Regions from separate parts of the Mus musculus genome. Here region 2 is linked to region 1. A link is a loop called in an ENCODE intact Hi-C map of the cell type or tissue named here. Cell type or tissue: left cerebral cortex. All regions are shown on one strand. Each heading gives the region's core, and the rest is flanking DNA. Links, peaks and the distances in the headings are about the cores only. Region 1 holds the start of Gm41099. Region 2 overlaps Gm32587 (a long non-coding RNA gene).

The links. Hi-C counts contacts between places; a loop is a spot of excess contacts. Peaks named below come from ENCODE experiments on the same cell type or tissue, not always from the same donor. Only the 100,000 strongest peaks of a DNase experiment are listed, where the experiment ranks them.
Region 2: it touches region 1 in a loop (2.2-fold over the local background); 7 of 42 quality-filtered maps call a loop at or near these places.

What each region holds. Positions count from the first base shown.
Region 1 is chr14:19,040,980-19,043,889 of GRCm38, forward strand. Gm41099 reads left to right here and starts at 1,237. Exons shown (of 3, transcript XM_011244853.1): 1 at 1,237-1,510. The coding sequence starts at 1,488. In left cerebral cortex, for the core only: a CTCF peak has its summit at 1,217 (motif pointing left); DNase peaks (open chromatin) are centred at 1,200 and 1,641; H3K4me3 peaks cover 1,005 bases.
Region 2 is chr14:18,505,165-18,508,074 of GRCm38, forward strand. The region is part of intron 1 of Gm32587 (a long non-coding RNA gene); the gene reads left to right. Among named protein-coding and RNA genes, the nearest start is that of Gm38620, 12 kb to the left of the region's middle. In left cerebral cortex, for the core only: a CTCF peak has its summit at 1,235 (motif pointing left); a DNase peak (open chromatin) is centred at 1,215.

The DNA.
Region 1 (2,910 bases), core at 177-2,676:
AGGAACTACCCCCCCCCCCCCCCACTGTCTATGGTAGAGAGCAGCCTGAGCAGGGATGGAGGAGCAAACAAAGAAGAGAGAGTGTCTCTCTGTGGCCTCTGCTTCAGTCCTGACTCAGCCTCCCTCCCTCGCCTGACTGTGACCTGGAATCACGTGAGGCTGAGAAACTGTTCTCAGTGTTTGTTTATCGTAGCCACAAAACACAAACAGCAACAGAAAGCAGACACTCAGTGAGGAAGTGAGCCCTTGCTTGGCATGTTTAAAAATCATCTCACTGGGAATTTTGTAGTTCACAGATTCATTCTGCACCCTTGAGGTTTCGCCTGCACGGATGTAAAAGTGCACTGCACACACACAGGTCTCCTAGAGGCCAGAGGAGGGCATCTAACAGCCTGGGGACTGGAGTTACCCACAGTCATGAGCTGCTGCCACGTAGGGCCTGGGGATCAGACCATGGTGCGAGTGGGCAAGTGCTCCTTGCAGTGAGCCGTGACCTCCCCAGTCCTCCTCCTCGCGTCCAGAGCATGCGTGTCCCCCTCAGGACGGGTTCTCATGTGTCTCAGATGTGTTTTTTTTTTTTTAAATATAAGATTTATTCATCTATCTTGCACCTATGTGAGCTCACTATAGCTGCATAGGGTGTGAGCCTGTGTGGGGTCTCTGGGAATTGAGTGACAAGACCTCTGAGCGCTCCAGTCCCGCCCCAGACATTTAGAGTTTTTTTGGTGTGTCAGGGTTTTGCTGTTTTTTTTTTAAGAGTAGTGGTTAGTGCTCTTGGGTATTTTTATTTAAAATGCTAGGGTTTTATTTTTGGGGTTTAAGAGTTTTAGTGTCACCAGGCAGGGGTGGCACATGCCTTTCATCCCAGCAGCACTTGGGACAAGGCAGAGGCAGTGGATCTCTGAGTTCGAGGCCAGCCTGGGCTACAGAGTGAGCTCCCACATGAAAAGCACACAAAACTTTTTTATTTTATATAAAAATCACGGCCGCCTGCCCGTGTCTCTGTAGACGCGGATCTCTCCGCGGGGGTGGGGGGCGGTTTCAGTCTCTGGGGTCCCCGGGTGGCCTGGCGAGTGGATGTTGTCCTTCCCTGGCAGTCGCAGTTCCCCACTTGCGGGAACCACACACACGGCGGGCAGGCGGGCAGGCAGGCGGGTGGGCAACTCACGGCCATCTGTGAGGGGAGGAGAGGGCGCCCTCTGCTGGCCTGTGGGTGTTATAGCGGCGGTAGGGCGTTCCCTGCCTTTTCCCGGGACCCCACAGGTGGACGGGGATGCTGACAGCTGAGATGCGGGAGACCAGAATGGGGTCTCACCTGAGTGAGCATGAGGCGGGGACATGCCCGCGATGGGCAGAGGGGGACGTTTTATTTTATGACTATTTTTATAGATTATAATACGTGACACGGGGAAACTGAGGCAGGGGCGTGACCGCGAGTCACAAATCTGAGGCGGGGACTGAGCGTGCACTGCGTGTGAGGCGGGAGGATGCCCACAGATGGCTGGACACGGTGAGGCACGGGGATGACAGGGGCACGGGGATGCCCGCGAGCTACGGGAGGCTATGAGGCAGAGGGAGGGCGGGAACGGAGAGGGAAAAGCAGAGGGAACACAGGGCTGACAGCAGCAGTGGGTGATGGGCGGGGCCAGCGGCGGCTGCAGGCAGCGGCAGCGGCACCGCCCCCTCAGAGTGATGTAGATCTGGGAGTGAAAACACCATTCTTGCTTCCTTTTGAAGAGGTTGCTCAGAACTGTAGGGCTGCCCTTTGCTCTTCGGAGCCTGATGCCTTCTTGAGTTGCCTGGAATGTGGGCAGTGAGCTGGCACAAGGGCAGCATGCCTCTTGGTGGTCTTTCAGGCTTGCACCAGGTTTGTTTCTGTCCTCATCTTCCATTTGTAAGAACCAAGGCTATACAGCCCAGTCTCCACTTCTGGGATTAAGGCAGCTGCTCTTTGACCTTTGTGTGCAATAGCAAAAATGATACAGGTTACATGTATATCCAGCCCTTGTTTTGAGTATTTGCTGAGCAGTCTGATTCCTTTTGAGAAACAGCCACCTCACAAACCAGCCTGAACACTTGGGCTTTCGTGTTGGCGTCTGTAGAGTTTCTTTCTCTCTCACTCATGTGGGGATGGGGGCTTGGAGTGTATGAAAGTACTCAAATTTGTGACCAACTCAGCTTCCTGCACTGTGGCCTACAGTTGTCCCTGTATAAAACTGTGCCAACGCGTTTGCTGTCACGTGCCTATGGTCGCCTCTACGAAGTAGAACTTCTTTACTGGCTCCGGAGGCCAGTCTACAGCATGTATATCTGGACCTTTGGGGTGAACATGACTGAGGCTGCAGTGGAGGACCTGCACCACTACCGCAACCTCAGTGAGTTCTTCCGGCGTAAGCTGAAGCCTCAGGCACGGCCTGTCTGTGGCTTGCACTGTGTGGTAAGGCCTGGCGCACTGTAGTACATGGTATCTGAGGGAGGCACACTGTAGAGCATGGTGTCTGTGAGGCACACTGTAGAACATGTTATCTGAGGGAGGCACATGTTAGAGCATGGTATCTGAGGTAGATACACTGTAGAGAATGGTATCTGAGGGAGACACATTGTAGAACATGGTATCTGAGGGAGGTACACTGTAGAACATGGTATCTGACTGAGGCACACTGTAGAGCATGGTTTGTGTGAGGCACACTGTAGAACATGTTATCTGAGGGAGACACACTGTAGAGCATGATATCTGAAGGAGGCATACTGTAGACCATGGTATCTGATGGAGGCACACTGTAGAACATGGTATCTTAGGGAGGCACACTGTAGAACATGGTGTCTGAGGGAGGCACACTGTAGAACATTGTATCTGAGGGACACACACTGTAGAACATGTTATCTGATGGAGGAACAATGTAGAACATG
Region 2 (2,910 bases), core at 86-2,585, 540 kb before region 1:
AAGTTACTGGATTCTTACATAAAACAGAGGAATGCAACATGGAAGGACTGGCAGTAACCAACTGGGATAAAATTCAATGTTAAACAACTGAGATCAAAAACAGCCCCACCTAAGGTCCACTTAATCTTAGAAGCCAGGGACAAGGGCTTTGTGCCCTTGCCATAGATCCTATTCTAGTCTATTGTATAGTCCACCTTCTCCCTAGGCCATTGTAAATACTTGTGTATGGGTGTAACTCAGTTATCTATAGTTCTAAATATCTAATCTGGTTCCTCCTTAGATCACAAACTTCCTTCTTCCTAGATAATGGTAAATTTCTGTGTAGGGCAGTGACTTAGCTATACATGCCCAGGGTCGGATCAAGGACTGCCTAGGATCTAACTTAGCTATATGTCAAATAGAGGCACTTAAAATAAAGCAATATTAAGGGAAAGCACACAGATCCATTTGCCAACTAAAGCAAGGACATTGGAGCATTCGTTATACCGGATGCCACGATTCCAGGAGACTAAGTTTCCATGAACTTTTTACCTCGGGACAGCGCCCAGGTTTTTGGGGCCTGTTGCGCTTGTCACTACTGGAGTGGATGTACCACATCTGTCTCCTGTGAATACACTTTTAAGTCTCATGGCAGTGTGTGGCTTACTGCGGGCTGTCTGTGGGCATCCTTGTGTCTTTGTTGCTAAGGAAAATTAGACTCTTCCATTTCCTGTGACTCCGTGATTTCTTTTGTCACTGAATAAATAGCCCTGCAGCTTGGCCGTAAGTTTCCTACAGAATGAGTTATTTAAGGTCTTTAATTTAATCATCTCAAGATGATCTTCCTACCTCGATTTAATAAAGAAAATTTAAATGTGTTTGCTCTTTGTGTGTATCGTCAACCACCATCTGCTTAACAAATGGATGCAATAAGCCCCTGGAAAGGATGGGAGCAGATCATGTTCATAGAGAAGTTTTTCCTTTTCTAAACAGTATGTACGTGTTACATCCCCAAAGGGTGGGAGAATCTGCCACAAGTGTTAGTGGAGATTTCATGGTCGGAGGACGTGGCCAAGGAAAGCTGCCCATTTCCTTAAAACAGACAGGAAGGATCTTCCAGGAAGATCTTCAGATGAGTCACTTCCTCTTTTAGACTCTGCGTCCAAATAGCCCATTCATCTGTGAACCCCTCAATGGATTAATCCCTGGATGTGGTTGAGACTCTTGTGATTTAGTCACTGCTCAATAGTGCCACCCTCTGGGGATTGATTCTTTAACACATGAGCATTGGGGACTGGAGGAACTTCACAACCAAACCCAACAACAGAGACCAGTTCACCTGCTCAAGTTTAAGGAGAGAGTGATTTAGTCTTAGGTCTTCAGGAAGCATTCGTCTCTGCAAATTCCATAGGAAAAACTGTCCTCTCCTGAGAGGAACTGGGGCCGGGCTAAGTGAGGTGGCTGATGTTGGAGGCTGGCCCACATCTGTCTTGAAATCTATACACAGACATCCTAGCTTGCAGAACTACAGGCGGTGGCTGTGTTTGGGGATAAGACTTAAAGAAGTAATTAAGTTAAAATGACATTGTGGGGTGGGCCAATCTGACTGGGGTCCTAATGAGAAAAAGGGTGAGGACAAAGAGATAGTCCCAGGACTAGGCAGACTAGGCAGACTAGGCAGGGTCAGTGAGCTATGAGGAAACCCAACCAGCTAGGTGCCTTGGACTCGAAACTTACAGGATGGTGAAGGATGGAGCTTTCCTGTGGAAGCCCCTGGCTCTTGGTATCCTGTAATGGCAACTGGCAGAGACGAATCTGGAGTGGCAAGGCTTCGTGAGCAGAAGTCATATGGTGACCTGGTCGGAAGCACCAAGTAGACTCTGCAGAGGCTGCTAACTCAGAGAACTGGGTGTGATCCCAGTGTGTGCCTGGGTTCTGGGTCCAGAAGTCAGATGTGCAAGAGAGGCAGCTGGAGGCAGGTCCAAGCTTGGTTTGATGAATCATCTACATTTTTATAAAAAATATTGATCAGTTTCTGATGATTACCAATCAGACCGCTAGGGGCTGGAGAGAAGTCTTGCTGTTAAGAATACTTTGCTCTTCCATTGGATCCCAGTTTGCTTCCCAATACCCAAACCAGGCACTCACAACCATCTTCAGTTCCACGTGACACCATTTTCTGTCCTCCTCAGGTGCTGCATCACATGGTACATTTAACATACATTCAGGCAAAACACTCATACACATAAAATTATAAACAAGAACTTTAGGGCCGGACATGGTAGTGCATGCCTTTAATCCCAGCACTTGGGAGGCAGAGGCAGGCGGGTTTCTGAGTTTGAGGCCAGCCTGGTCTACAGAGTGAGTTCCAGGACAGCCAGGACTACACAGAGAAACCCTGTCTGGAAAAAAAATGAAGAAGAAGAAGAAGAAGAAGAAGAAGAAGAAGAAGAAGAAGAAGAAGAAGAAGAAGAAGAAGAAGAAGAAGAAGAAGAAGAAGAAGAAGAAGAAGAAGAAGAAAACTTTTTTTTTTTAATCCAAAGGTTCTACTCTAAAACAAAGCTAGAGCATTTGGCTTCCGTAAGAAAACTAGAAGGGTGCACTTCCCCATAGGTCAGGAGCAAGGACTGTGGTTTTGTAAGTGCACTGTAAATATATGACATCATATTATGAACAGCAGGTGGAGAAAGGCAAGCAAGACCTAGCAAAAGCATCGCTTTGAAATTTCAGGGTTGAAAGGCTTTACAGCCATTTATGTCTTGCCACAAAGCAGTGTGATTCACCTGCCGACTTTGTTGGTAGTGATTTACTGTGGAGGAAGTTACAAAATTAGCCATACCCAGCAGCTCTGGAAGCCTCCAATATTCCAGGGAGGGCTTTTAAAGGGCTTTTGTGATCTTAAGCTGGGTTTTTATAGTTGTTTCTATTTCC